4 separate regions of the Homo sapiens genome follow, and regions 1, 2 and 4 are each linked to region 3. The links are chromatin loops, found by intact Hi-C in ENCODE. Cell type or tissue: GM12878. All regions are shown on one strand. Each heading gives the region's core, and the rest is flanking DNA. Links, peaks and the distances in the headings are about the cores only.

Region 1 (7,899 bases), core at 1,042-6,041, 710 kb before region 3:
AGTGCCTGGCACTTAGCATATGCTCTAGGTATGTTAGCTACTCTCAGTTAAGTGAGCCCTTACATCCCTTTTGTTGATTAATCTAGGTTCATGTGACCTTTCTGTTTATCGCAAATACTCAAGTCCTAACTATATACACGATAAGAAAGTGGTTCACCCAAGTGTTTTTGTTGTTATTGTTTAAAATAAAATTTAAAATTCTTTGAACCAGGAGAAGCTATACCCAAGTGTTTGGTTTCTTTCTAATGGAGAGACTTGTCTGTGGAAATTAGCTCCAGAGCTGTTCCTGCCTTGACAACCAAACCTCCCATGGCTCCCCATCCTATAGGGTAAAGACCTAAATCCTTACCTTGGCCTTGAGAAACATCAAACAACTATTCCCAATTCATCTTCCCTTCTTTGTCAGTAAGATGCAGCATCATCCCTGAAGCCAAGTTAAAATATCTCAACAATAACCTGACCCCCGCATAGCTAATTCCCACTTCTGTGATTTACAATGAATCTCTGCACTGGTGAACCTCTGAGTTTCTCACAATAGACATTTGATTAAATAATCCTAGGCTGGAAGAGTAAAGTGCATCACCTATACCGGCCACTTCTCCCAAGACTTTATTTTGTAGATTTGGATAGGAAAACACAGATGTATCAAATATTGTGGTCTAGGTCACTTAGAGAACTAATCACACAATGATAACAGATTAAAATGGCCATCTCTAGATATGAGCTGAGTTCCAATCCTTCCTTTGTTTCATGTAATTATGTTGTACAGCCATTTTCAAATGATATTGGTCTTAAATAGTTTAATTGAAAAGTTTAAAATATTTATATATTATCCTTCTTTTTTCTCCTTCCCTAAATCCTGTTTCTATTGGGAGAAATGCGCTTTTTCTCCCAATGTGGCACTTTATGTTGAATGCTTTAACCGAATCACAGAATTTGAGAGCAAGGTGTGATCTTACAGATTTTGTATTGAAGCATTTTCTAAAGTCTGCTCCATAGGACGACAATGTTGTTAGGATTTTAGTAGACTTGAAAAGGAGGAAGGGATCCTTTGGTAAAACATATTAATTAATGGTGAATTAAAGAGCTTTCTTGCTTATTGGATGTTCTAAACCTTCAACACACCAGTGAGCTACTGTTACTCTCTAGGCAAGAAACACAGAATGAAGTTTATTCCTTTTTTCAGACATATTTGACCACACAACCAAATTCTCAGGAAGGATTACTAAGGACATTTTATTCTAAGTAACACATATGAGAAAATATTGTTGTGAATCTAAGCTCCTTATTTAAAAAAAAAAAAAATAAAGAAAAGAGACATTGACAAACCAGCCCAAGGTTTCAAAGCAAGTTAGTGACAGATCTGGGTCCCTAATCCAGGTCTCCTGCTGCAAATCAAGCAGCCTTCACATCACCTGCATCCTGGTCCACATCGATCTTCCACCACGGAGACAACTAGATCCATACTAATAATAATATTACCTTGCTTTTATAGAGTATCTGTCCTCCAAAATGCTCAAAGCACTTTCGTATGTATTGCCTCATTTATCTCACTTGAGTAGCTCAGAATGGGTTCCCAGCAAGTTAAAAGAAGGAAAACTCATTACTTTCCCCTGTCTGGAGGGCCACATGCTCTTAATGGCAATGGCAATATTAAAATCTCCCTACCCACTGTCATTCTTTACTATTAGTAAATATTTTTTTGAGCACAGCTCAGGGTGACTATGATCTTTCAGGAGTTGATACAATGGTAGTGGGTGATTAAAGAAAATTGAGCATAAAAGTGCTGGTTTGTCTCAATTCCTTTGGTCGGCATGAAGCTTTGTTCATTTCCAGTTGCACCAGCCCTGACAGGCCATGAAATATATGCACCTTTGTTGCAGATCATTCCACCCAAGCTGGGGTTTCTTTTTGAAGGTATAATGGGATTGTAATAAAGAATCTCATTGCCTTAAATAATAAACATCCACCCGGACTAAATAATACATTCATCTGCTGTACTAGCCCCTATTTTTTCTGGGAACAAGCTAAATTAATCACTGCATTCTACCCTCAGAACCCAGATAAGACTGAGTAATGGAACATGCTCTTCTGGGAGAACAGGAGGAAGAAGACAGATGCAAATTTGGGTTCAAAGTAAAACTTTTTCCTTCCATATTGGCTAGATGCCACTGCGGGCAACTGTCAGCAGTGATCTGTGTGATGGCTATGAACAAGCAATGCAAAGTATCTGTTTCCCAAACCTCCAGCAATGAGTCTACAAACATTTCTTTGATTTTAAACTATGATTTCTGGGGCTCCTTAAGTCAATGGGATTTTCTTCTTAATGCCCCTGACAGTATATGGAATTTTGATGGGGTGATGATGCTATGTTTTAATAACAGAAGCTATTAATTTACTAAGAAAGTATAATATAAAAAAGTACTACCTTGAGAGTCAGGAGACTTGAGTTCTAGCCTCAATTATGCTACAAATAGCATTTGATTTCCACCAAAACTTATGTCACTTAACGAGTTTATTACCGGCCAGGCTCAGTGGCTCACACCTGTAATCCCACCACTTTGGGAGGCCAAGGCAGGCGGATCACGAGGTCAGGAGTTCAAGACCAGCCTGACCAATATGGTGAAAGTCTGTCTCCGCTAAAAATACAAAAATTAGCCAGGCTTGGTGGCACGCTCCTGTAGTCCCAGCTACTCGGGAGGCTGAGGCAGGAGAATCGCTTGAACCCGGGAGGTGGAGGTTGCAGTGAGCCAAGACTGCGCCACTGCACTCCAGCCTGGGTGACAGAGCGAGATTGTGTCTCAAAAACAAAACAAAACAAAAACAAAAACAAAAACAAAAAACAGTTTATTCCCAAGAGTGCGCATAAGATGAGGATATGGTCTCCATTTCCACATCCCCCTTGAACAACAGCAGCATGTCATTACATTGAGGATAATTCTTTTTTTAAGGTGCAAATCCTGCAAGTCAACTACTTCATTTATTAGTCAATCAAAGAAACAACAATTTATTTCAATGCTCAAGAGGAAAAAAACAAAACAAAACCTGGCTCTGTTGTATTTATTGAGTTAACATGTTCATTTCTCTGACAGACCTTCCTAAGAGATTATCAGAGGTAATTTGAACAACACTCAGTTTTCCTTTTACATAGTGATGTTATCCAATTCTCATCTAAGGCACAACTTAAGTGTTGTAAATTCTTGTCTTACTGGAGAAAAAAAAAACAAACACTTAAGCCAAATCAAGAACAACAAGAACTTAAATGTATCCATACACAGACATACATACAGTTCTGGATAATTACCACAGTCATTAATCTCTCAGCAGCTGAAAATAACAACCACGAACATAGCTATAGTTCTTTCAAGTTAATAGTGCAACTCAGTGTGTGTTATTACCTCTAATGGGCTGAGGCTTACATCCCACCTTTCACTACGTTAGGGTGAGGGAAGGGTGGTAGCCAAGAAAGAGAATTCATCCTGGAGAAACCAGAACAATCTGTTACCACTGGCTCTCCCGGGAGAGGAGGCGTGCTGTGTCCTTGTGTTATGTCTATTATATGACTTCCTGGGCAGCTATCTGGTGTTGGTTCAAGACAACATACGACAAAGTGATGGATGAAAATATAAGAGAAAGAGGCATGGCAACTCAATTAAAAAAAGTTAGGTATGTTCTTTGTGCAACCCAAAGGCTTCAAAGTTGAGCTATAACTCTCTTTAAACCTGCATAGTCCCTTTCTTATAGCCACATGCATCTCCCTTGCTCTAAGATTAAGGCACAGTACATTTACAGTTCCTAGTCACTTCAAATACATCACGATGGCAGCAAGATCGCAAATACACAGCTCTGAGCTCCCGAGTCAGTTTGACCTCCACTAGGTGGCGCTCCATATTAACGCAGTTCTTCAGCACTTCTGGAAAGACAGCCTGGGGATGTCAACAGTTGAGGGTCTTTAACTTTTGTTTGCCTCTGTTTTCCAAAGGATATGCCTTTGGGGAAGTCTAAAAAATTAGCTGCGACTCAGAACTCTAAAGACAACCAGTCTCATAAGTTTACAGGGAGCTGACTGGCTGAGAAAGCAAAGGCTGGTGCCACGTCACGGCATCACTGCTCAGTAAACAACTGATAATCAAATGGGACAGAAATGGACGGCAGCTGTTGCACTGATACATAACACATCCAAAAAATATTTTCTGTCTTGTTAGAAAACCAATACATATGGCTTGAAAATCTTTACTATTGAAAAGCAAATCAATTATTAAAATTCATATGAATGTTCCTATAGCAACAATCTCAGAGACAGAGAAGAAAGAAAGAAAGAAAAAAGAAAGAAAGAGAAAAAGAGAAAGTAAGATGAAAGAAAGAAAAAGAGAAAGAGAAAAAAAGAAAGTAAGATGAAGGAGAAAGAGAAAGAAAGAAAGAAGGAAAGAAAGAAAGGAAGAGAGAGAGAGAAAGGAAGGGAGGGAGGGAGGAAACAAGAGGAGGGTAATAGGACTGACCAAAGAGACAGTAAGGCAGAGCAAACTTGGGAAACAGAGATGAGAGATGTAAAGAAAACATGACTATGAGAGGCTGAAAGAGTCCTTGGGAAAGGGATGGAGGCTGGCTTCTGTGAATGAGAGTCAAGAGTGAAATGAAGAAAGTGATTTAGGCCATACCTTGGGCAAAGCATATTTCGGAAGCTTCATTTGGGCAAATGCATTCCTTCGGTAGGACACGTAGTAATGTGGCCGCCCTCCTGATGTCAGCTGGATCATAAAAACAAGACTGTAAGAAGCTCGAGCTACTGTAACAGGCACAGGTCACAGAACAGTCACCTGAATGGAAGGAGGAAGCTTCCAACACAACAAATGGCATTAATGTCTATTGCGGACAAGTGTAAAGAATTGGCCTTCAGTTCAAACACAACTTATAAAGACATATGAGCTGGTCAGCGGCCCAAACTGAACCTACTGGACAAAAATACAATTCTTAAGTTTGCACTGTGACTCAGATGCCAGAAAACATTTTGAGTTATTTTTTTCAAATGGGGTACATTGGCTGATTGCCATCACCAGCCCAGGTCTCTAGACCCAAGTCTATGACCCTACAAGTAGGTCCCTGTGCCATATCAGAATGAAATGGCCCAACCCAAACAGTGGCAGAGCTGGAGGCTCACATCTCTGGGCACTGAATTCCAGTTTGATGGTGTTACACTGATGATTATGGGCACATGGCACAGACAGGAGTGCTGGCATATTAGATGGAAAACCAGGCTAGGATTGGTGTCCAAATTCAATCTAGGTCTCTTCTATTTAATTTAATTTTTTTTTTTTTTTTGAGATGAAGTTTCACTGCTGTTACCCAGGCTGGAGTACAATGGCACTATCTCGGCTCACTGCAACCTCCGCCTCCCAGGTTCAAGTGATTCTCCTGCCTTAGCCTCCAGAGTATCTAGGATTACAAGCCCTTGCCACCACACCTGGCTATGTTTTGTATTCTTTTAGTAGAGATGGTGGGGGGGAGGGTTTCACCATGTTGCCCAAGCTGGTCTCGAACTCCTGACCTCAGGTGATCTGCCCGCCTCGGCCTCCCAAAATGCTGGGATTACAGGCATGACCCACTGTGCCCAGCCTTTTTGAAAAAATTTTTAAAGCTAAATCTCACTCTATTGCCCAGGGCTAGAGTGCAGTGGCACAATCATAGCTCATGCACCCTTCAACTCCTGGGCTCAAGTGATCCTCCCCAGGAGCTGAGACTACAAGCAGGTGCCACCACAGCCAGTTCCCCTCCAATCTTGTCCAAAGCATGCAGCCCAAAGAATCCTGGTGGGTGTGAGAGAGGGCAGGAAGGTACAGAGGGCAGGTAGAGAGGGCAGGTGTGGTCTCCAGCCAGCACATGAGCAACCTGCAGGCACAGTGTCAAGGGCACCACCACGTCTCTCTCTCTCTCTCCTACACAGCCACTCTTAACCCCTCTAAATGCCTGGAGTTTCAATGACAGCTGGAGTCTGCATACTCAGAATGTCAACAAATGCGCATGTTCATCACATTAGGAATGTGACTTGGAAAGTTATCATCTTCACCGTCATGTGGCCAGATGACCTCTTAGGTCTAGTGAGGGGTTACAGGATGTTCATGGTGGCATGGGTAAAGACTGTGTGAAATTCCAAATGCAGAATTGATTCTCATTTGTAAGTCATAGATGTGGATCACAAAGTGTTATTAGAAACCAGAAAAGGTTCCTGGGAGCAGCACTGATACAGAAATGAATTATTATAGACAGAACCAATACATGTAACTATTCGAATGTCCATTGACAACTTGATGCTGAAATTGTCAGAGTATTAATTACTAATTTCCCTGAAGAATAAAGAAATGGTGTGTGTGTGTGTGTGTGTGTGTATGTGTGTGATCATATGTGAAACATTTTATAAGTACACAGGGTGGTAGGCATTTAAACAAATTGCATCCTCAAAGCATGTAATTAAATATTCCAAATCACAATTTCTTGTCGAAATAAATGTAATACTGTCTAGAATGGGTCTTTATATATATATATGTATACTTTTATATATACGTATAAGCTATTTAGTAATTGTACCTTTGTCATTTTTAACATGGAAGGTGGTAACTGAGTTTTAAAATGCATTGTCCAAACAAGCTTAAATTTTTCCTTGAATGCTGAAAAGCAGTGCAGCGTATTTGCTTCTTGTCTCTACTAACAACTCAGGAAACGTCAGCTTCTTAAACTGTTCTCCACTCTCTTGGGGGTGAAAAACCTGGCTGAATACATCTGCTCTGAAGTGTCTTTATTCTAATCACAGTTGGTGCATGACAATAAAAGCTGATTACTCTCCCCCTGGCCTCTGCCTCCCACTATCTCCAGCCACCCCACAGCTTCCCTTCCCATTCCTGCTTCTCCACTTTTAAGGTGGGTATTGGGGAGGGGGCTGATTGGCTGACCCTTTCCCAGATAGAAAGAGACTGACATATTTGTTCAGTCCCTTTGATAACTGGGAGCTTCTTTGGAATGCAGGTGTGGGGGACAGATCGTACTGTGCATCATCCTAGAGACAATCTCACTACTCTGTGCGATGCCTTCATGACCCCATGTTGATAAGATCCTCTGGACACAGCCCAAAGAAATTCATGACTAGTCTGTTAGTATAGAAGATTCCACACTCACTAATTATCCTTTTATTGAAAAGATAGTGATTTTCCCCTCTCTCCCTACCTCCTTCCCTCCCTCCCATCCTCTCTTTTTGACTCTTAATGGAGTGTAAAGCAGGCAAAAGGGACAGAAACAAGGAAAAGAAAGGTTTCTGAGACAATCAACAGAAGTGGATTTTTCCTACCTGAACAAACACATAATGATCCTGAACAATCAAAGAGTCTGGGTCAATGTAGCCTGGAAAAGGCTGATTCCTGTTGGCCTCTGTACAGTTCTGCATTCGGCAAGTTAGATAATGTGAATCTGAAAAACAAAAACAAAAACAAAAACATGGGGTTGAGGGGGATATACAGACAGAGATTTACAGTCAGGGTGGACGTTTGATATTTCCCTTACCATTTCCAATTTTTTTTTTTTTTTTTTTTTTTGAGATGGAGTCTCGCTCTGTCGCCCAGGCTGGAGTGCAGTGGTGCGATCTCGGCTCACTGCAAGCTCCGCCTCCCGGGTTCACGCCATTCTCCTGCCTCAGCCTCCTGAGTAGCCGGGACTACAGGCATCCACCACAATGCCCGGCTAATTTTTTGTATTTTTAGTAGAGACGGGGTTTCACCGTGTTAGCCAGGATGGTCTCGATCTCCTGACCTCATGATCTGCCTGCCCTGGCCTCCCAAAGTGCTGGGATTACAGGCGTGAGCCACCGCGCCCAGCCACCATTTCCAGTTCTTTAAACAAGCCTCACAGTCTTTG
Region 2 (7,899 bases), core at 1,761-6,760, 790 kb after region 3:
ATAAGCTTAAAATTGAATAATGAACATTTTAAAATCAAATTCAATTAAGCTATCACTGCAATTAAATGTGTATTTTTATTTGGATTTATAACAATCCTAAAATAATTTGAGATTCTTTAGATGACACTTTGCCCCATAAGAAGCTTTGGAAATATTATCTGACTCCTTAAAATAACTGTTACCATTTTAAAGAACAATTATTTGATTTAGCTCTGGGCCCCCAACAATAAAACCTTAACTCTTTATGCATATGAATCATTAGCTTTCTCTTATCTGTCTCGGTACTGCTATCATCTGCCAATTATACATCACAAATATGTCATTGTTAAAACAGACCTAACAATTACACAGAAAATAGACTTCATTTTCAGAAGGCATCATTCTCACTACTCTTCTAAGAGATTTATACATATGAGTCTTGACCCTCAATTTAGTGCAGGTCTGATGGGCAAAAATATGCAGTTCCATGTCCATGGTGACCCAATTACAATATGTTGTGTATTTTAAATGCTTGACTGGGATGTGAAAAGAATGAATTATGTTCTATAATAAATAGCATAAGCTCTAAAGCTAGAAAAACACAAATTCAAATCCCTAGAACAAATTACTTAACGTATCTAGGCCACTGCTGGATTAGAATAGTGTAATAATAACATATTATTTTAGGTTTTCTTTAAGATTTATATATAAAGTACTAGTAAAATACCAAGTATACAATCCTATTAATACATAATGAGATTACAGTCAAATTGTGATTTTTCAGAGGTTGCTTAATAGCAGTTAAAATGAAACAATTGTTATTAATAGTCACTGTATTTACAGAAACACAAAATATTAGAAATTAATTAAACTATTTCTAGATTGGATGACAACTCTTCTTTGAAATATGACATTCAGTCTAAGATCAGCAGATCCCTGTATTACCTCATGCAGCAAGTGTTACTTTGGGGAAAATATACCTGTAAAATCAGCATAGTTAATGATCAGATTGTGATGTACAACATGTCATGTTCCAGACATTGGATAAGGATGACAACTTGGTATAGTCTTTTGGGGGAGATAATGACTGTTAGAGTGAGGGAGAAGGAATTATTGACTAAAACAAGATGCCCTGAGTAGCAGACTGCTAGCTATTCAGGGAAAATCCTTAAAAAAAAATTCTGGGTACAAAGCTAGACTGCATTTCCCATATCTGCTTGCAGTAGGTGCGACCATGTGACTTAGTTCTAGCCAATAAACAAAAGCAGAAAGCCCCACTTTTAGATTTGATTAATAGACATACCCCCATGATTCTCTCCATGTTCTTTCTGCTATGCCATGACCAAACGTACATGAAGATTATACTGCAAGGGATAGAGAGATCACATGATGAAAGCTTCTGAATTCCTGAATCACCACAACGAGGAAAGTTATCAGCTGACCAGAAACACATGCCTTGGACTATTATGTAAGCAAAATACATAAATAATAACTCTTCTGCTGTGGTTGTGCCACTTTCCAAGTTAAGATCTCTTTGTTGCTATTGTTGGCCTGCATTAAAAATACAGCCGAGTGTTGTGCTTGGCCATTTAGACCACCCACTAGACTGCAGACACCTGAGAGAAACTTGAGGGGTGCTTTGTTATAGCAGCCCTAAGAAACAACATATTTTATAACAAAAGATATTTAAAACATCAGTTCTGGTGGCTAGCAGTTCAAAATCAAGATGTTGGCTAGGCCATGCCCCTGTGAAAACTCTAGGAGAATCCTTACTTACTTCTTCCCAGGAAGCTTTGGTATCCCTTGGCTTGAGCCTTCCTATAAGTCCAATCTCTGTTCATTGTCAATGGTGTTCTTCCTGTGTTTCTGTGTTTACATGGTCATCTTCATATAAGAATACAATTCATATTGGATTAAGGGCTCACTTTGTTCCAGGATGACATTATCTTAACTCATTACATCTGCAACGACCCTTTTTCCAAATCAGGTCACATTCTAAGACACTAGGAGTTAGGGCTTCAACTTAACATTTGTGTGTGTGTATGTGTGTGTCTGTGTGTGTGAGTGTGTGTGTTACAATTTAGTCTATAATAGTTAGTATTAAGAATTAGTAAAACATACTTTTGTATCATTATCTCACAAGGTGTCCCAAATGGCTCTTCTCTATACTCTTTCCGAATGTTAAGACCCAATGCCAGGTCTCTCTCGTTCAGCAGATTTCTCTAATGCTCTAAAACACAAAATTTGCTCCCTTCTAGGAAATCCGGTGTTATTGAAAATCTAAACCTTTAGCCTTTGTTGCCATTGGTGGCTAGTGATACCATGTCAAGATTAGCACAGAAAAGCATAACCACTGTAATCACTGGGATACACGGATCACACATACACACACACACACTCACATGCACACACACATATGGTTTAAAATTAGCTATTGATCTTAAGTAGTGGTGGGAGCTTATTAAACAGTCTTTTTGAGGTGGCCATTTCTGGGGCAGGTATTAGAAACTAAAATCTAAAGGGGCAGGTAGACAAAAGTTGAATGGTGCAAACAATGGCAAAGTGGAATCTGCAAGGTTGTTCTGGTACCCATGGTAAACAGGAACTGGGGTCAGTCTCTCATTGCCTCTAAGCTTCCACCTTCTATGACACAGGTGTACTGGAGGAGAAAGTGATGCATTTCATCATGAAACTAAATATCTACTTGACCCAGAAACTGAAAAGTTGAAGGCGGGCATCCAATAGCGGTCGTTGATCTACAGCCCTATATCAACCAGGTGGGATAACAGGTGACCGACGCCATACTCGAGCTTCAAAAGTACCTGTGTACTACTCTCAGCCGTCTGAATCTAAATACAAAAGGTGACTCCTGGTTCTCTTTGTCTTCCCAATCTATTACAAGATTTCTCCTGTACTCTGCCACATGTACAACAAATATCCAGAAAAGAGAATTCTGGAAACCACAGTTCAAGCCTAATTAAGTTGATGTAATACAAATCTACCACGCTAATGATCTTTTAATGATTTAAAGTACAGCTGCTTTCTTTCTTTGTTGATTTATTATTTAATTGAATGAATACTCATTACTCACATTATTTCTTTAATAATCTGTAATATGTATGAATTCAGCTGGAATTAATAAGACATGGTCCCTTGAGTCATACAACTTCTAGTCCATCAAAGAAACAGATGTACAATCATATAACTAGCACACAATTTAATTATGTTGTTAATAAATGCTTTTATAATGGTATATACAAAGTGGTATAGAAGCTTAGAGAAAACGGTGACCAACACTGTCCTGAGGTAATAAGGAAAGTTTCACAAGGAAAATATTTTTGTTTGCCTGCATTGATACAAAAGAGTCATCTTCAAGCTCTGAGATTCTTTCCTCAGCTTGGTGAATTCTGTTGTCAATATTTCTAATTATGAAATTCCTATAGTGAACTTTTCATTTCCAGAAGTTCAGTTTGGTTCTTTTTTAAAATGGCTGTGTCATCTTTCAACGTTTAGATCATTGTGTCCTCTTCATTGGATTCAGTTTCAACCTTCTTCTGTATCTTGTTGAGCTTGCTTGTCATCCAGATTCCGAATTTTATGTCTCACGTTTCAGCCATTTCAACGTGGTAAGAACTATTGCTAAAGAGCTTGTATGATCACTTGGAGATAAGAAGACACTCTGGCTTTTAGAGTTGCCAAAGTTCTTGTATGGGTTTTTTCTTATCTGTGAGGACAGATGATCCTTTATCCTTTGATGTTACTGTCCTTTGGATATGGCTTTTTGCTTTTATGTTCTTTTTTTGCCCTTGAGTTTTGACTGTGGTACGAGATAAGCATAGTCAAATGGCTTTGTTTCTGGTTGCTTTCACAGACCCAAGGCTCATCTTGGCACTCCTGGGTTATGTGCTCTAACACGGGGGTGCCGGGACAAGGCCCACAGCTTTGTTCCCTTGAGGTTGAAAACTGGCTATTGTGGGGGAGCACCAATGTGCTCCCAGACCACTGGCAACAGCACTCTGCTGAGGGTTGTGGATGAAAGTGCTCTGGTAGGGTGGCAATGAGGTCATAGGTGAAAGTGCTCCAGTGGGTCATCAGCAAAATTGCTTCAGTGAGGCAGCGGGGGTCACCAGTGAAAGTTGTATAATGGTGGCCACTGGCAAAAGCACTCTGGGAGGGCAGCTGAGGCTGCACTGTGAGCCAGTGTGGCCAGACAGGGACTCAGAGAAGCTGGTGACAGGGGGATGTGCAGATTAGACGTGCTCTGGTCCTGCAAGAAACAGCCCTGCTCTGTCCATGTCCACCAGTGAACAAAGGCCAGAACTATCTGGAGGAGTATGGAGAGCCTTGATGGGCGCCTATAGCTGTGTTCCACTGCAGCTGTCCCCGTGCCAAACCACCTGGGCTCCAGGTGGATTTGAGCTCTGTCTGTCTGCTCTCTGGGCCATTTCCCTGCCAACTCAAATGTCTGTGGGGGTTATGGGGGCTCCTGCAGCTAGGATTCTGGAAGTCCATGGTGGGAAGGGACCACTCTGCATTTATTTCACTCAGCTCTTCTTTAGGAGCCATTCAAGCCTAGAGATTTTGTTTTGTTTTGTTTTAGCTCTGAAAGTCTTTTGTGCTGGGAAACCCCTCAGTCCTGGGCAAACCTGAATGTTTAAGAACATTCTTCCTTCTCTGAGTGAAAAACCTAAATTGTATTCTTTAAGGAAATTTTTACAAAAAGGATTATATATTCTAAAGATCCTTGCTCCATGGGGAAAAGGGCACCTTTTTAAGATGCAAATAAAATCAGCTTTTTGTTTTGGAGACTTTCTCGACTACTTTCACTGAGAATTGAAGCTGCCTTATTTGGTGTCTCCAGAATCCCAGACCTGGCCAAGGGAAGAGCGCCCTCTATGAGTAGAGCTATGCCTATGCAGGCCATAAAGCTAAAGTAGACCTGTCCAAGTATAGCTTTTTCTACTGTGAGCATTCTTTTTTTTTTTTTTTTTTTTGTATTATGACTTCATTTACTTTGTAATATAATTTTTAGATACCAATTGGCATTTTTCCTGGGAACATAATTTGGTGACTCAGCCAAGTGTAAATGTAAAAAAGTGTTAATGTGTTAGGAATCAACTTTTTTTTTTTTCTGCAGAAGATTCAAGTAACACGACTCCTTAGCTTACTCATTTAGCACTATCCATTGTCTTCACCCAAAGTTCTCCTATTTGTGGGTCATTATGGAGGTCGTTATCCACAGACTTTCTCTGTGAATATCCAAAGATGCTTTATGCAAGCTACAAAATCACAGTAAAGGATAAGCTGTTTGGGAAATAGAGGGAGACTTTAAACCACAGTGGTGCTTACAACTCAGGCTGAGGGTTCCCGCATATGGTTGTGCATCTGGCTTTGAGGCTGGCAGAGTTGGAATCTAGTCTGCGGTCTCCTCATCAACACAGCCCCGATGGAGTTGTACCTGGCCAGAGGCGGCATCTTTCTCTAATTCAGATAAAGGTACTACATGGCATTATATAGACTAGACCAGGCCCTGGACCTTTTGTTAAGTTTGCTATATAATTCTAACTTGCAATGTATAATTTAGGATGATTTTTGGTTACAAATAGGGTAGCAGACAAATTAACAAAAACGTGAACTTTTTTACTCAGAAAGGGAATTTGCTGGAATAACAATAGAACTTACCAACAGTTTTGTAACTGGACTTCAGAAATATTAGAACCATCAAGATGCTATCCTCTTTTTATTGTGTTAGCCTTGTTCTTCTATCTTACCTCAGAACAGCTTTCTCCTCATGGCCAAAACACAACTGCCAAGAGCTGCCTAGTTTTATGTCTCACAGATTTAGTCCCAGGGAGAGAGTGATCATATTGTTTTTCCTCTGGAAGACACTCATTGCCCCAGCTTGGGTCAAGTACCCAATCGAACTTAGCTGGAATGAAGTCCCATGAAAATGTTATACCTCTAGAAACAATATAGATGGAGTAGAGGCTGGAGGAGCTGTCTCCTTGGACAAAGAGAAATACCTGTCCCAGAATGTGATCTGAATGTCAATCTGAACAATTAAGTGTCATCTCAACTATGTAAAAAAGGTAAGGCCGTGAATTAATCACAGATTTGAATTTCATTCCCTGCAAAGCAAAGTACAAAAAAATAAGTCAAAGATACATACCCACCCTAAGCCCTCAAAAGTTTCACCCCTCAATTCTAACTTGGATACTTCTTACATTTTATCCTGTTTAAATTCTGCTCGCTCCAAGGCTCAATTTCCTTTAGTAAGACTTCCCCAGTGTCATATTCTTCATTGACTTTTCTCTTCTGTCCATTTCTGAGGTACTGATAGCTTAATTCACACATTACCTCTCTTGATCATGCATTGAGCCAATTATTAATACATGACTATTAATTAGCAACAATCACCTACCTTCTATTTTCTGCATGGTGAACCAGTGCTAGGTGTACTCTCTGTAAACATGTTTAAGAATGGATTCTGGGAGACTATAACTTGGCATTGCTTTTGCAAAGAAGATTGGCTAGACTCACAGTAAGTCTAACAGATGAGTGCCAGGGAAACTTACTGTATTACTCAGAGTTCTCCGGAGAAACAGAACCAGTAGAAGATAAATAAATAGATAGATAGATAATAGTGAGAATTGGTTCACTCAATTATGGAGGCTAAGAAGTCCCATGATATGCCATCTACAAGCTTGAGAGCCAGGGAAGTTCATGGTATAACTCAGTCTGAGTCCAAAGGTCTGAGATCCTGGGAAGCTACTGTAATAAGTCCCAGAGCATAAGCTGGAGAACCTGGAGTTCTGATGGCCAAGGGCAGGACAAAATGGATGTCTCAGCTCCAGAAGAGAGGATGAACCCTCTTTTCCTCACCCTTTTTGTTCTATGTGGGCCTTCAATGGATTGGATAATGCCCACCCTCCAGCCCCCCAACAGTGGTGAAGTCAGATCTTCTTTACTCAGTCTACTGACTTAAATGTTAATCTTTTCTGAAAATACTCTTACAGACCTACCCAGAATCAGTTTCACCAACTATCTGGATATTCCTTAACCCAGCCAAGTTGATACCTAAAATTAACCACCACACTATTTTGGACTCACTGAAGTATATGCTATGGAATGACCTCAGGCTGGAAGCTGAGACACAGGTGTGGGTAACATAAGACATACGTCTCTGCCCCTCCCCCACCATAAATTGCTATAAATGAGTGGACTGAAAAGACCATTATTCTGTCTCTTCAATTTTCTACTTATGGTAACTTTTTAGGTAAAGAGGAAGTTCAGAAAACTTTTAGAAGGGGTACTTTTTGTAATTTCTAGAAGGCAGAGGTGTTTGTGTTTCAACATACATTTCCAGATGTGATGCAAGTCAGTGAATGTGATTAGAATACCAGCTCACTAATTTGAAGTAATTAAATGGAAATCAATTTAAATTGGTGGAAAAACACATTTTGAGCCATATTTAAAAGGCACAATAACTAGAATTTGACAAACAAAATGTTACAGGAAAATGCTCCACAGAGAGAACTTTGTTTAGGGAACTCTTCATGAAGGCTTGCATTAGCATATTTATTGTTAGGGTGTCAACAATGTTCCCAGAGTAATGGAAAACAATATTTTCTCTGAAGTAAAATAATGCATTCTTTTATACTTGTTACATTATTTGCATTTAATTTAACCTCTAAATGGCTTATTCTTTTGTGTAGTATTGTACTTTGCAGTTCAAAAGCATCTTCTCATTTATACCTTGCATGATCTATCAGGTAAATAAAGTAGAATTGCTAGACTTCCTCGAGCAAGAATGTGAGGCTTAAAGATAATTTATGAATTTCCTGAGACTGAAGACGTGTGAGTCATGTGATGGGATCAGAAAGCAATAGACTCCAGTTCATTCTGATACATCAAGTAACC
Region 3 (7,899 bases), core at 1,956-6,955:
GTCTGATTCACATAATCTCTTTGAGTGCAGGGATAATGTCTTCTTTTAGATCCTTTTTAGTCTCACAATATTTGTTACTGGTCTGGATGTATATCAGGTATGACAGTTAATCTATTAATTCTGTGAACATTGGGGGTAGAATGTGTTTCTGAAAGAAATAGGGTATTTCAAGTTAGAGAACATCAGGTTAATCTTGTCTTTGCCATTTATTATATGTCCTTTTATAAGAAGGTACTTTAGTAATCTTATTCTTCTCATTTGAAAAACTGGGATTATGTTCCACAGAGAATGGGTGTAAAATTAAAATAATATACGTGATGCAAAAAAGCAGGTCCATTGCTCACTTGTTCAGAGTAGACATTAATATTCACTCTTTTTATGTTTCCTCCAGTAGGATTAGTCAAACTTCAGAAATCTTCTCAACACAGAGTTTCATACAGTATCTACCCACTAAAATGAAGTTGGTGTGTAGCTTATGATTTTTATATTGTTCCTTGCCTAATAGGAGAAAACAGCAAGCAAATAGATAATTTCAACACTATGAATACAGGGAAGGAAAGATAGAAGAGAATCCTTAATATATAAAAGAAGAAAGAGAAGGAAGTTGGAAGGGCTTTTCAAGGAGTCAGCATCAGTGAAATGAAGATGATCCTATAGCAACACAGAAGTAGAGGATACATGGGAGAATACAGAAAAAACATATGTAGCCAGTCACAGGCTAGATGACAAAAATCTTATAAGACAAGCCAATTCATGATTGGAAATCAGGGGAGTGGACTATGATTGTACTTCAGTAAAATTATTCTGACCACAATGAAGACAATGGATTGGTTTAGGGCAGGGCTTGAGCTAGCAAGATGTTTTTATGGGTTATTAAAGGAATGTAAGTGAGAGAAATTATGTCTTCAACTAAGATAACAGCAGTAGTAGTGTTGTAGAAAAACTGGGTTCTTGTCACATGACCATGAAAGATTAGGCTCAGAGACACTTCGAAGGGTGAGGGGGAGTGGAATTTATTGGGCAAAAAGGAAAAAAACTCAGCAGAGCAAGAGGGGTTCCTGTTAACAGGCCCCCATCTCACAGATTGAATCCCAGGTTACCACCCAGGAACAGGAGAGGCCAGGCTCCTCTCCTCTGCAAACTGGGCGAACTTCCCAAGGCCCCGCCCTGTCCTCCCAGTACACAGGTGGGCATTATTCAGAAAGAATCCCTCAAGGAAAAAGGGGGCCTTCATCCAGGAAGGCAGTCTGGTTTTTCAGCCTTCAGGCTATTTTAGGTTTGAAGGTGGGGTTTTCTGCCTCCTGTCTCTATTAGTAGGAATAGAGGAAGTTATTAGAGGAAGTTAGAGAGACTTGAAAAATGCTAAAAGGCAAGAACAGAGTACATCTTTTGACTGACTCTTATGAGAGAGAAGAGAAGAAGTAAAGTTGTTGCAGAAGTTGAATGGCTTTAACTGCAAGAGAGATAACAGAAATCAATGGACAAACAGAACTGGTTGAAAAAAGACAATAAGGTCTGTTGTGATGACTTTGAGGTGATGAAACGTGTATTTGAGGGAAAATCCCCAGCAGTCAAATAGAAAAACTTGCCTTGAATAAAGGAAATAAGTTAAAATAAAATCTATATCTTTAGGATCCATCAACACATAGAATATAATTAAAAATAAATTTGTGGATAAAATTGTCCAGGGTGACAGTACGGAGAAAGAAGGAGAGAATCTGAACACCAAACTTTGAAAATAGAGACATTTAAAGAAAACACTTACTAGAAGAATTCTGATAAGGAAAAGAAAATACGAAATTATGGAAGCCCACTCTACAAAAAGTTTATCTAGGGAGGAGAAAGAAATACATTATTTTTTTCAAAGAAACCAATGAAGGCTATCAAAATGGTTACCTAGGGATGTGGGTAGTGAAAATTCAGTAAAATTCACATGGAAATGGGGTAAGATGGTGTCTTGGTTTATCTGTGTTGCTATGTAGAAATACCTGAGGCTGGGTAATTTATAAAGAAAAGAGATTTATTTGGCTCACAGTTCCGCAGGCTATATAAGAAGCATAGTGTTAGCGTCTGCTTCTGGTGAGGATCTCAGGAAGCTTCCACTCATATAGGAAGGTGAACAGGATCAGGCATCACATTGTAAGAAAAGAGGAAAGAGAGATGGGAGGAAGGAGCCAGGCTCTTTTTCACAATTAAATTTCCTGGGAGCTAATAAAGCAAGAACTCACTAATTACTGTGAGAATAACATCAAGGCATTTATGAAGGATGCATCCCTAATGATCCAAACACCTCCCACCAGGCCCCATCTCCAACACTGGGAATCAAATTTCAAATCAAACTCATTCAAATCAAATTTCAACATAAGATTTAAAGGGGACAGACATCCAAACTATAATACATAGGCAAGAATCTAGGCAACTGAAACAGCTTTAGGAAAACTGAAAGGGAAGAAGAAAAAAAAGTCTTCATAGTTTCTCAACCAACTAGGGGCAATAGAGCATTCATTATTAAATGATTTATTGGGGAGTTAATTGTAAACTAAAATTGGAATAATTTCAGTGTAAATATAGTCTTCACAATCCACCACCGTATGTAAGAAGATCCCTTAATCTAAATTTGGCTCAATTCACTACCATTAACAAGTTCCAAAATCATAGCCCCTGAAAAAATGGTAGTCCGCCATAAGTTTTTCACCAGAGATCTTCTAGTGACCAGCAGTAGCTCTGTAACTGTGATAGCATTCATGGGTCTGGAACTTACTGTTATTATTCTGAGGTTCATATTTGGAAGGAAATGCCAATTATGTTCAAGTGATTTAAAAACAGTAATTTAGAGTTATGTTTCCAATCCAGCCTCTATTCCTCAAAACCTTTCAACAGCAACTTTTTCCTAAATTGTTTCAGGAATAGAGAATACATACAGAGCTTTCTCAAATCATGATGATCTGATCAATGACTTCTGTTAATAACTGGGTTTTTCTTTTTGGTGTCAGGGCATTTGTGCACCTTCTGCGGTAATGTGATTATCTGAGAGTACAAGAGGATGCATGAAAAGTTGGCTGGTAGAAACAAGATTTGGAAGTTGTAAAGCAACTCTGGCAACTGCTTAGCACTGATGGCTATTGTTTAGTCTGCACAATGTCATCCAGCACAATATTCAATATTCTTTTAAAAATAGTCATGAGCATTTCAATTCAAAGCACAAACATGGATTTTTGTTTTCTTGTGAAAAATCTGGGAACCTGGCCCCAGTGATCTCACATTGCCTTCGTCATCACCATCAGCAGGAACTGAGTCAAGCTTGGCCTTTAGCATGTACTCTCTAGTTTGTCACTTTCTCCACTTCTCCCTATTTCCCCTTGGTCCTAAGTTCCGGTGAAAGTTGTCTTTTGTTGCTGTTGTGGCAATTATGCTTAAATTTTCCCCTAATGTTTAGAGAAAAGTCAAATATTATTTGGATACACATACTTAGCAGAAGTAGGTAAATTAAGGTAGTGCAAGATAGAGTTATGCTTCAACAAGAAAAGAAAGAAAGCGAGAAAGAGAAAGAAAAACAGCACATAAGTCTGTGGAAATGGATTTCTTGTTTACTATGCAAACCAAGTGCAGGTATGCATGAAAAAACACGCTATATGAGAAAAAACAAGCAATGTAAAGCAAACAGAAATCATGTGTAGATGTGCAAGAAATATCAAACCTGCTTAACAAATTTTTATCTCTGTATTAGTCAGGAGCCAGTGAGGAGATGTAACTTATGTCAATTAGTTTAACAGAGAGGATTTAATATGAAAAATAAAAACTGCATATTGAAGAATCACGGACAGCAAATGTAGGAAGCAGCTGTGACCCCCCGGGGCTGGAAGAAAATCAAGGAAAACGTTGTACTTGTTCAACCTTGAAGGTATGTGAAAGGGCCTCTGTAAAGTTCAAATCAACCTCTGAGAAGGGGCCTGGTGAGACTGCAACCCAGACTTTTGCAGAAAGTAGTGCCAGCTGGTATGGGTGTCTTTGAGGAGAAATGATGAGACTTATTCTGCCAAAGTTGGACAAACTGAAAATTATAATCCCAGCACTGCTAGTCCTGGAATGCACTGCTGTCACTAGGATGGAGAAATGTTGCTAAGTGGACACTAATGGGAACAGAAGGAAAACTAAAACTGAAACAAAACAGAAACAGGAAGAAAACCGAAAAGACTTAAGTTCTTTCATCCTCTTCAAGCCTTCCAGCCGCCTTCTAGTGCCTCCGTGAGCTGAGCCTCTAGTAATTGGCTAAGTCAAAATGTGGTTTTCAGAGATCAGGCCCTAGCATCACAAAATAGTATAAAGAAAGAGGTTTTGAAAATGAAAGTCAATAGCCTAATGGCTGCTACAGCTATCTAACTGGTCCTTTATCTGCTAGAGTTTGTAATCTCGGCCTTAAAGATAAAATTAAAATATTTAACAGGCCCCTATATTTGTATAATACATTATGATCTATAATGTCCTTTTACACATTGATTTGTGTCAACTTCATGCATTTAAGCTCCACAATTATGAAAGGCAGGAATGGCAGATATGGTCACCTCAGTTTTCCATATGAGGAGAAGGAGGTAGATAGAAGGCCATTGATATGCCAGTCACATGAATGCAAAAGTCAGAATTGCAACCAAGATACTCTGTCTACCAGCCCATTGTCTAATCACTGCAGCACACTACTTCTATAAATCCACAGGTAACTGGACTCCTAAAACTAATGAAGTTCACAAATCCCACTGCCTTAGGGAGGAGAACACTGGTGTTTGGCATGGCTCATTGTCCCAGGTCAGAGATGAAACCCATTTGTTTGCTGACTGGTTTTATTAAGTTCTGAAGAAAAAAATATACCTGTCTCCAGTGGAAGGTATTGGGCTATCTGAGGGCAATTGAATTTAATGTTTCCTGGAACACCAATTTTATGTCTTGTAAAAACCCTGAAGGAATGCAACTCAGCTTATTACCCTAAAAGAACCATGTCTTGGTTTGCAGGCTATCTTCCAGTGCCAGTAAGGAGCATAGCTTCTGAGATGCACAGTGATATTTTCCTATCATCATGGGAAAATCTGGGTGAATTAGGGGGAAAACAAAACAACAAAAAGGCTTCCCTTCCTTAAAAAACAGTATTGCCACCTGCCAGGAAATTGGAAAAATAGGTACACAAATCTGTCAATGAAAACAAGATGAAAGTTACCTTCTGGACTGGTGCAGTGTACATCTTGAACAGCTGTAAGTGGTGGCCTGTGTTTTCTCAGTTACTAGTTCCACAGACTATTAAAAAGTTTTATATAAGGCAGTGGATTATAGATAGTTATGCTTAATTTGTATTTGCTTTGTTTCCATTATTGTACGTGTCATATCCTTTGATGGGTTTTATGGATGTCCAGACAGGAGCATAATTACATTCCTCAGTTTTCTTTGCCCAAGGGGAAAAATAAATAAAACATTTTCTTCAGGGACCAACTACAGGGAAAATATACTGTGAAATGGATCTGGAACAACACTCATCCAAAGACACACCCTGAATTTCCTCCCTTGTTCACTGCCCTTTACCTCAGCTTTGCTAAGGAAGAGAAGCCTGGTATTTTTTTTTTTTTTTTACAAATAATGATGTATAAGTATCTGTTGGGGTCAGGTCGAGACAGTTACTTCTTATGCTTCATGATTCCCCAAGGAGATTTTATTTATTTGATCCCTGATCCATACAAATGTGCATGGAAACACACACAGAATCCAAATTTTGGATTTCTGGGTGAATACTTTTATTTCATGTTGCCAATTCTCTCGTTCTCTGCCCCCTCTAAAAAAGGAATCACTAACCTGATAAGAGATATTGGGGACAATCTGACATCAACTGGATTATCTCAAACAGGAAGGCGTTGGCACTTCACTGAAATACAGGGAGTGGGGCCCATCTATTTGGCTCTATTTCTTTCTTCCTCTCTCCTTCACTCACTCATGACTATAAAATACATTTTCTACCCTAGAAATGGCATGGGCTTTCTAGTAAAGTTGTTAGCTCCTTTATGACTGGAGGAATTACAAAAATAACCAGGCTACTGCTTGCCAAGTATACTGGAGAGAAGTGTTAAACTTTGAATATTGAACTAGATAACATTGGAAATTGTGTACATCCCAAGATTCTATTTTTATAGATAAATTCCACTAAATTTTAACTCTAAAATTCCAAACAAATGTATTCACGAAGGCCAGGAGGGCGTAGTGCTTAGGCTTGTGAGCTTGGAGTCATGTTTTTGTATTGCATTCCCAGTTCTGCCATGTAATTTCTTGGTTATGTTGGAGTCTCAGTATCTTTTCATAGGAAATAGGAACAATAAATTAATAATTAAATAAATTATATTGATAAATAGAAACATTTTGATCACTGAACGTAACAAAGGTATATAGTACAGTGCTTGCCACCTTACAATTGCTCAATGAATGAGAGCTGTGATTATCATTATTAGTGAATGCAATTGAAAGCAGAAGGAATAATAAACAATTTCTCCAGCAGAAAACTAACAATCAACAGAAGGAATAATAAACAATTTCTCCAGCAGAAAACTAACAATCAAACAAAACAGTGGAAGAGAGTTTGAGGAGAACAAAGGGATACAGATCTTTCGTTGGCTTGGAACCATACGGATCTGGGGACAGATTGTCATCACAACTCAGTCCGTTTGTAATATTGACCTGAATTTTAATATGCACCCCTAACTCAGATTCCTCTTTCTGCAGATTTACAACAACTCTATTCTAGAGCCATTTTCTAAGCACCAAGTAGGAGTTACAAAACCAGGGACTAAGTAAATATAAATCATTTAGTCATTCATTACTTCAATAAATATTTAATAATATCTGTCACAGTCAGTGGATGAGGTACTAGAGACCAACTGGTGAACAACACTGGCTTAATCCTTACCGTGATGTAATGTGACTCACTCTTGGAGTGGTGGTAAATGAGGGGAACTTATACAGGCAAATCTCTCTCTCTCTGTGCCTCTTTCTCTTTAGCAAAAATGGAAAAATTCCTTTGTCATATGACTTTGCAGCTTCTCTCAGCAAGAAGTGGAATCTCCTATTCTTTTAACCAAGGCTTACCCGTGTTACTGTTACTTGATTTGGTCAATGGGATGTATAAAAAATGCTTCTCAGTCTCAGAAAGAAGCATGCAATGTGCATGTCAATGGACTTTGCCATCTCTTGATATTATTGGGAGCCCTGCAATATATGTTTACATAAGTCAGAATAGTATTAATTCTTTGGGCAGGAGTGTGTGTATTGATTTGGAAGTGGCATGAAGGAGCACTCTGGAACTATTCCATATCATTATCTGGGTGGTAGTTAAACAGGTATGTGCATATGTAAAAACTAATTGAGCTGAAAAATTAAGGACTTACACTTATGCATATTGTCCCTGTTTATATACACACATGTGCACACATGCACATGCACACACACACATAACCAAGGGGCAATGGCTCATGAGTTATAAAAAAATTGCATGAGTATAGTATCACAGGAGCTAGGGATAATCATGTTCAGCTATGATGAATGTGGTCAAAAGATTGAGTAAGATGAAAATAGTAAGTTTGTACTGGATCAAGCAATGTGGGGGTTGTTGATATACTTGGTGAGAACAGTTTTCATGGAAATAGTTGGGGAGAGATCCCATTTTGGAGTAGGTTTAACAGTGAATAGGCGGTGAGAAATTTGAGATGGTATCACATCTAAATAACTCTCTTAAATACTTTGTTAAAAGTAACAAACAAATGGATTGGTGATAAAAGTTAATTTGGGAGAGAGTGTTTTAAGTTTAGGGATACTAACATATGCTTGTATATAGATAAGAAGGATCTAGAAGACAAGACAAAGTTGAGATAGCAG
Region 4 (7,899 bases), core at 1,684-6,683, 240 kb after region 3:
CTAGGCCCAGGGAGGGAGAGTTGGCAGAGGAAAAAGAGGCTATGATTTATAGACAAAGATGCCAATTTACGTTCTCTTGCTAGGGGAAAAATCAGTATCAGTATCAAATAGAGTAGCTGCTTCTTTAACCAGAGTGAATGGGGGGAATTAGATACATCAAAGGATACATGCCTTTTTTGGGTGTGGCGGGGGTGGCAGTACCTTTCCATAATGCGTGGATTTGGAGAATAGAGGAAGGGCAGATAAAATGTTTTAGAGATTTTGAGATGCCCAGCAATGGCCTGCTGTCCTACTGGATTCCGAATTAATTGAGGATAGACTAATACACTGGTTTTCTTGGCTAAGTTTCCACATAGGATATAACATTTGGCTTCTCCCCAGGTCTGCCAAGTGGTCTTTCTAACAAGAGTTGAGCAAGAGTTAGATACAGTGTGCCCCTGTCTTTTCTTGCTTAGCAATACACTAAATTTGGGAATGATAGGAAGATGTGGGTTCTAATTTGGAGGCACAGGTCTTGGTATTTGCTCATTTTCCTCTTTGCAGAAGTTTCATAAGGAATATTTTCTTCGTTTGGTGGTGTTTAAATTTTCTATCTCTGATTGCTTTAAGCAATTGTGACTCCATGGACCAGGAAAAGAAATACTTAAGCATTCATCTCATTTTATCATAGTAAAATCCCTATTCAGAGGAAATTAGTTTGTCCCCAGCTGAAAGTTGGAATCAATAGCCATTCTGTGCACCACCACTTTAGTGAACAAGATATTTTATTAAATTAGGGTAGTGGATGATGGAGATGTCCTTGGATCTTATCAATAATGAATAAGCTGTTGTTTAAAGGAAACAATATGGGTCCTCTCCTGGCAGAACTCAGGCTATATCTCTGTAGGGACAGATTTTCTGAGTAATCTGATGATCAGATTTGGCCTTGCTGTTCCAGGCACCAATCTAATGAAATTACAATCTTTTGTGCTCAGCCTGACTCACTGAGGAGGACAGCTCCCTTCAAAGAAGGCCTTCAGGTGACTTGCAGGAAGCCCCTGGAGAAAATGGAATGAAAGAGGACAAGGCTTATATGGAGCTAAGTGAAATATGAGAATAACTTACAAGTCCTGGCTAGATAAGGTTTTTTAACTATTACATATAAACATTATTATTACTAATTATAACTATTAATAACAGTGATTTCAGCGATTTCATTGTATCACCCATGATTTAATGCGTATGCCCTGAGCGCCAGATACAGTGCAGAGTGACATATTTCAATTATCCTGCAACAACCTCATGAGAAAGATGCTATTAACATCATCATTTGTTTGGATGAGAAAATTGAAGCTTAGGAAATTAGTAACTGTGCGAGGCAATATGACTAGTAATTGGTGGAGCCAGAATTTAAGTCCAGGTTTGTTTTATGCCAAAGCTCATGATCTTAACATTACACAAAAGCCTGCTAATTCCTTCATCTACCATCCCACAATAATGAGGTATACTTGAACCTGAGCCACATAAACTCATTTCTTTGCTAAAGGAGTATCCTATCCTATGACAGAAAAGAAAAAAAAATCAGCAGCTAGTTATTGGTAAGATTTGGGAGAATATCAAAATTTCACTGGCCTAACAATCTATCCTACCTGTTTTCTATAGGCCTGAGATCCTTTTGAGTTACCACAAAAGACTGTGTTCAAATTTCAACTTGTAATGTGTAAGAGGATTCAGGGGCAGTGAGAGAAGAGAAACAACTCACTTCACCATCAACAGAGCTAAACTGCTTCTTAGGACTATTTCCTGACATCACATAGTATCTGACAAATTTGAAATAAGACAAAACATTAAGGAGAAAGGGAAAGTGGAAAAAAATCCTCCATTAAATAAAATGTAAATGTGAGAAGGGTAAGTTTGTTGCTTCTTTAATTTCCCAGAAAGCCAAGACGTCGCTCATTTGGTTAAGGTAAAATCTCCCCACCTCTACATTTTAGTTACTCTTAAAGTTGGGGCATACTATTTATACAATATACAAATTTCTCTCTAATAAAAGCAATAAAAACAGTAATGTCTGTTAAGCATTTTGACGTATGTTATCCTGTTTTGCTCTTACAAAAACATGTGAGAGGGTATTTTCATCTCCATTCTCAGGATGAGGACATTAAGGCTAAAACAGCAAATGTTTCACCTAATGTCATACAACTCAAAATTAGCAGAGCGAGTTCCAGACTATATCTTCAGCTATAAATATTCTTTATGTTGTAAGGTTTTATGGAAACTGAGACAGATAGAAAGAAGTCAATTATGAAGGCAAGATGGAGAAAGAAGAAAGATATGAACTTTGACTCCTTTCAGCTGGGACATTTTTCCTGCTCATACCCAGATCTTGGAATTTGAAATGAAAAAGATTGTGTGTACATAATTGTGGCAATTTCAAAACATGGACACACATTCCTCAATATTCCTTCCATTAAGAGGTGAGATCTATACCCCGAACTATGGATGTATTTATATTAGCTTTTACCAATTGGGTATGGCAGAGGGGCATTATGTAACTTTCATGTGTAAGCCACATAAAACATACAATGACTTCCTTGTTCACTGACAGAGTCATCCTTAGGGCCATGAGCCACGACATAACAAGTCTGTCTACTCTGATGCTTCCAAGCTGGAAAGGTCTCATGTAGGGTCTCCTGACCACAGGTGTAGCTGAACCCAACTTTCCAGCCATCCTCAGAAAGGTGTCAGGCCTATGAGTGAAGCCATTGTGGACTCTCTAGGCCACTCTGTCTGCCAGCCGTATACCAGAAGTGACTTTTGTCAATGCCACATGGAACAGAAGAATCTCTCAGCCAATGCCTGCCTAAATTCTTGATCCACAAAGATGTGAGCTCTAATGAAGTGGTTGTTATTTTACGCTACTAAAATTTCAAGTAGCAGTGATAGGTAACTGGAACAGTGTGTGCCTGTGTGTTTGTGCTAGGAGAGGGGGATACAGGTAATTCTAATGGCCTTGTCCCAGACATAGAAATTAGCTAACAGGGTGCTAAGGGCAGATGACAATCTTGATTTTAGGATGTGGCTCAGAGCCATCCTTGGTTTCTTTTTCTCATCCATCTTGGCTACCTTAGAGCATAGTGGCCTGAGTGGTTTTCAGATCACCTCATTGAGAAGGCTGGGGTCTGTGTAGAGATAAAGAAGTATGCCTTTCTTACTTATTAGAGTTTTAAAAGTTTTTTATTTTTATTTCTTTTTCAATTACCCAGCAGTCAGGAAAAGCATGTTATTAAATTCTGCCTTCAATTGAGATGGCTTAAAAGGACAGATTTTTATTTTTTTCAGTGAAAATGACAGATGCCATGTTTTTCACTACATGGTGTTCCATTTAAAAAGGAGCAGGAATTTAGAGGTTTTTGGCAGGGCCAAATAATAATTACTATTATTATTATTGATAATGCCAAATTATCATTATCATCAGCAGCAGCAGCATCAAATGTCCCAAATAAATTAATCATCAGAAGAAAACAATAAGCCATATAATCACATTTCCTGCTTGTAACAGTGATAATTGCTCCAGAATAAAACCTAGGCTTTGATGATGGCTAATCATTGCTAGTTAGTCTAAATCTCAGAGAAACAACTCTAAATCTCCTTATACTAGGCAATCCAGCTTGAAGCTGAGTAGAAAACACACACACACATACACACACACTCCGTAGTGGCAGCTTTTCTTTGATGGTGATGAAAGCTGACATATGGCATAGGTCCCATGAGACAAATATTTGAAAACTCGATCTGTGCCTTTAAATTGCCTCTGCACACAAGAAACTTAAACCTAAGTAGGGAGACCACTCTTAGACAAATGTCGTAGTCTAGCTTATACTGCTGTAACAGAATACCCAAGACTGGGTAATTTATAAAGAACAGAGGTTTGCTTGCCTTGTGATTCTGGTGGCTGGAAAGTTTAAGATTGCACAGCCGATCTAGTGAGAGCCTCAGGCTGCTTCAATTCACGGCAGAAAGTGAAAGTGGAGTTGCTGTGTGTAAAGAGATCACATGGCAAGAAAGGAAGCAAGAGAGCAAAAACCAAGGAGGCCAGATTCTTTTCTTTTTCTTTTTTTTTTTTTTTTGAGATGGAATTTCGCTCTTGTCACCCAGGCTAGAGTGCAATGGCATGATCTCAGCTCACTGCAACCACCGCCTCCTGGGTTCAAGCAATTCTCCTGCCTCAGACTTCCAAGCGGCTGGGATTACAGGTGCCCACCACCACACCTGGCTAATTTTTGTATTTTTAGTAGAGACGGGCTTTCACGTTGATGGCCAGGCTGGTCTCGAACTCCTGACCTCAAGTGATCCTCCTGCCTCTTCCTTCTAAATTGCTGGGATTACAGGCGTGAACCACCGCACCTGGCCTCAGATTCTTTTTTAACAACTCGTTCTCTTGCAAATGAATCCATTCCTCTGGAGGAAGAACTTACCCCTTTAGGAGAAAGGTCTTCATCTATTCATAGAAAATCCACCTTCATGACCCAGATACCTCTCACTAGGCCCACCTCTCAACTCTGCTACATTGGGGGTCAAATTTCAACATGAGTTTCGTTGGGGACAAACCACATCCAAACATGTAACAACTGGGGAAACAGGCTCATGACTCCTCATACACAGGAAATGCAATCAGTTTTAGGTGCTTTTGTCTTGGTCTGTAGCACTGCCCAACACAGTGTGGGTCATAAGAAAATAGGTTCCATATTCTGGCTTTAATTCCCATCTTGGCCCCCTAGTTTCTGAGCTATCTTAGATATATTTTATCTCTCTAAAACTTTATGTTACTCTCTGTAAAATAAGGACAATGATATGAGCTACCATATGGCATCTTTTTGAAAAGTAAATGGATTTAATGCAGGAGAAGAACTAACCAGTGTCTGACTTAAGTAAATGTCTAATACGTGTTAGGCAAATAAAGATAAAATGGCAAGGATGGATATGATCAGGTGGAGCCCAATAATTCATATGAGAAGCTACCTCTTAGGGTTATGCCAGGTCAGAGCAAAGGAGGCTGTCTGGAATTTGATTGCGAATCTACACAGGCTACTCAAGAGGAGGAAAGAAGCTAGAGACATCTGCAGCAGAGGGGACCAGATGACAAGGAAGGTTTTAAGCAGATGGTGGGATGTAGAGCCTGGAATCATTTCAGATATGACATGTAGTTGGCTGAGGGCACTTCAGGTCCCCTGGCAATTGATCCTAGTAAGGCTAGAGTTTTTTAGGGGTGGCAGTGGAAGGGACATCAAAAAATAAAGATAGCCAGATTTATTTTTCAAAAATTTTACAGAAATCTCCATCTTTATCCTATGACTCATTTCTTCTTTTGTTTTTATTTTATCTTGTTTATTTTTAGAGACAGGGTCTTCCTCTGTCACCTGGGCTAGACTGCAGTGGTGCGATCAAAACTCACGGAAGCCTCAAACTCCTGGGCTCAAGTGACCCTCCTGCCTAAGCCTTTTGAGTAGCTGGGACTACAGGCACCCGCCACCATGCTTAGCTAACGTTTTTGGATTTTTTGCAGAGATGGGATCTTGCTTTGTTGCCCAGACTGGTCTCACATTCCTGGCTTCAAGCATTCTTCTCGCCTTGGCCTCCCAAGATGCTTGGATTATAGACATGACCATTTATTCTGTCCTCTTCAGGCTTCATCCTCGAAATAGGACTTTGGCTCTTGCAGCCTTTGCCATGGATTGGATCTATTAAGTGATGCTTCCTAAGTTTAACATGAGCCAGAGAGTCTGGAAAGTACATTAAATTTATTTTAGGAAACTACCAATCTATGCCCCTTAATGTCAGCTCCCCGTTCTCATAACCTCAGAGTGCATGTCCAGATGCCCCAATCCTACCTCTTCTTGTTCTTCCAACAAACCTATGAAGAAATCAGCACCAGCTAAATATAATTCAAGAAGACACCTGAGTGGAATGTCTTGCTTGGAAAGAAGACTAAGTCGATGGGATCCCTGAAGTTGAGAATTTGAAGGAGGAGGCTTGGAGGGAAAATCTTAAGGGGATGTGAGAGGTGCTCTAAAGTCAAGATTGGGACTCACAGTACTAGACTACATGCACACAGAGTTACAAAGAATTAGATTCCCAGGCCGGACACAGTGGCTCACGCCTGTAATCCCGGCACTTTGGGAGGCTGAGGTGGGCAGATCATGAGGTCAGGAGATCAAGACCATCCTGGCTAACACAATGAAACCCCGTCTTTACTAAAACCACAAAAAGCCGGGCGTGGTGGCGGGCGCCTGTAGTCCCAACTACTCGGGAAGCTGAGGCAGGAGAATGGCGTGAACCCGAGTGGTGGAGCTTGCAGTGAGCCGAGATCACGCCACTGCACTCCAGCCTGGGTGACAGAGCGAGACTCCGTCTCAAAAAAAAAAGAGAGTCTCAGAGGAAGCATATGAAGAAAATAGAATGAAGCAGATGAGGAGAGAAATCCAGAGAAGCCATGCGCAAAGCAGATTAAGCTTAGAGAAGTCAATGTTTTGCACTTCCTGAGGCCCAGCATTCAGCCTTCCTAGTGTTCTCTCCAACCACCCTCTTCAGTTCAGCTAGTTTCTCTTCCTGTCCACAAAATGAGTTCTAATTACAAAAAGAACCATTGTTTTGCTGTTGAACCATAATTTGAGGTGCAAACATACCATTTTTTTCCAAGAAGGGTCAGTGCACAGCGGTTGATGCTCTGAGAATGCTTTAGGGAAAGCATATGCAATGACATTCTGCAACAGGCTGGGCAGCCACAAAGAAGCCACCTTGTTTCCACTTCATCTAAAAGATGACACAGCACCTCTTCTTAAGAAAGCTTTCCTGAGGTGCAGTAGAGGCCTTCTGACCCAGTAGAAATAAGCCCAGTAGAAATAAGTTTGGTAGGTTTGGAAATTCAACATGCCCAAGCACCAGCTATGTGGTGCTGGGTTTCACTTCTCTGAGCAGCAGTTCCCATATCACCAGGGTGCATAAATGAATAAACACCTTGTATGGGTTTTGTGCACTTTAAATATAATATAGTCTGCAGAGCTTCTGGTCTGTTCTTGGCACCCAGGAGCTGACCTGCTGTTTCCTCATAGGGTGATTTTGTGTAAATTAGAAAAAAGGATCTCTTCCTTTGAGTGGCTAAGTTGGCAACTGGAACGTGGGCTGAATCCCACCCTTTATATTTCCTCTCTGCTGGGGGATCTTGTTTGATGCACAACCAGTATCGGAACACATGGAGGCACTGAAAAGTTGACATTTATTAACTGACCATTATTACAATGTTGCTGCAGATCACCTATATCCAAGTTCATTTCCTTCAGCAAAACAGCAAGGATACGTATATGAAACTTGTAACAAGTATTATTTTCCACTGTACAGATTGTTTCATAAAAAAGAAACAGTAAGGTTGAAAGCAAAAGTGTCATCAAGTTTTTCAGTTGGAGGTAAAAATCAATGCAATTTGCAGTATTTTCAATATCACCAATTACATCTTATTGGTCATAATTGAAAGTAGTTTGCACTTACCTATTATACATTATTATTTTAATCTGATGCTTAGCTACTTGGCATCCTAAGCACTGAAATAGAAGCAGATTAAAATTACTGTAAAATACATCCCTGTGTTCTTAAAGATTGGCTACCAGCTAGAAAGCAGTTGACCTATCTATAATGCACAGGACATAATTCATATTAACATTGCAGGAAACAAATGACTCGCCTAATTTCATGTACATGGAGAGTTAAGGTTTCTGATAGATTTATGAGATTCAACATGCTGACACTTTTCATTCACTGACCTTTTTTTTTTTTTTACCCACTTCCTACTGAGGACAGGAAGATAAGTTAATCTTCAAGCCCTTTGGATAATCTTTCCCTGGGTCTCAGCTGACCTTAAATCTA

What was found. Peaks named below come from ENCODE experiments on the same cell type or tissue, not always from the same donor. Only the 100,000 strongest peaks of a DNase experiment are listed, where the experiment ranks them.
Region 1: it touches region 3 in a loop (5-fold over the local background); 2 of 110 quality-filtered maps call a loop at or near these places.
Region 2: a loop joins it to region 3, with 4 times the contacts of the local background. A loop is called at or near these places in 3 of 110 quality-filtered maps.
Region 4: a loop joins it to region 3, with 2.9 times the contacts of the local background. A loop is called at or near these places in 2 of 110 quality-filtered maps.

What each region holds. Positions count from the first base shown.
Region 1 is chr10:106,701,887-106,709,785 of GRCh38, forward strand. It overlaps SORCS1 (sortilin related VPS10 domain containing receptor 1), which reads right to left. Exons shown (of 26, transcript NM_052918.5): 7 at 7,337-7,455; 8 at 4,659-4,748. Among named protein-coding and RNA genes, the nearest start is that of SORCS1, 460 kb to the right of the region's middle. In GM12878, for the core only: a CTCF peak has its summit at 3,867 (motif pointing right); a DNase peak (open chromatin) is centred at 3,885.
Region 2 is chr10:108,199,741-108,207,639 of GRCh38, forward strand. No RefSeq gene overlaps it. Among named protein-coding and RNA genes, the nearest start is that of LINC01435, 130 kb to the left of the region's middle. In GM12878, for the core only: a CTCF peak has its summit at 4,861; DNase peaks (open chromatin) are centred at 4,636 and 4,871.
Region 3 is chr10:107,414,349-107,422,247 of GRCh38, forward strand. No RefSeq gene overlaps it. Among named protein-coding and RNA genes, the nearest start is that of SORCS1, 250 kb to the left of the region's middle. RefSeq lists an enhancer at 4,088-4,247. In GM12878, for the core only: no CTCF peak of the experiment used is centred there; a DNase peak (open chromatin) is centred at 4,203; H3K4me3 peaks cover 522 bases; H3K27ac peaks cover 528 bases.
Region 4 is chr10:107,650,176-107,658,074 of GRCh38, forward strand. No RefSeq gene overlaps it. Among named protein-coding and RNA genes, the nearest start is that of LINC01435, 420 kb to the right of the region's middle. In GM12878, for the core only: no CTCF peak of the experiment used is centred there; a DNase peak (open chromatin) is centred at 3,956; H3K4me3 peaks cover 1,021 bases; H3K27ac peaks cover 665 bases.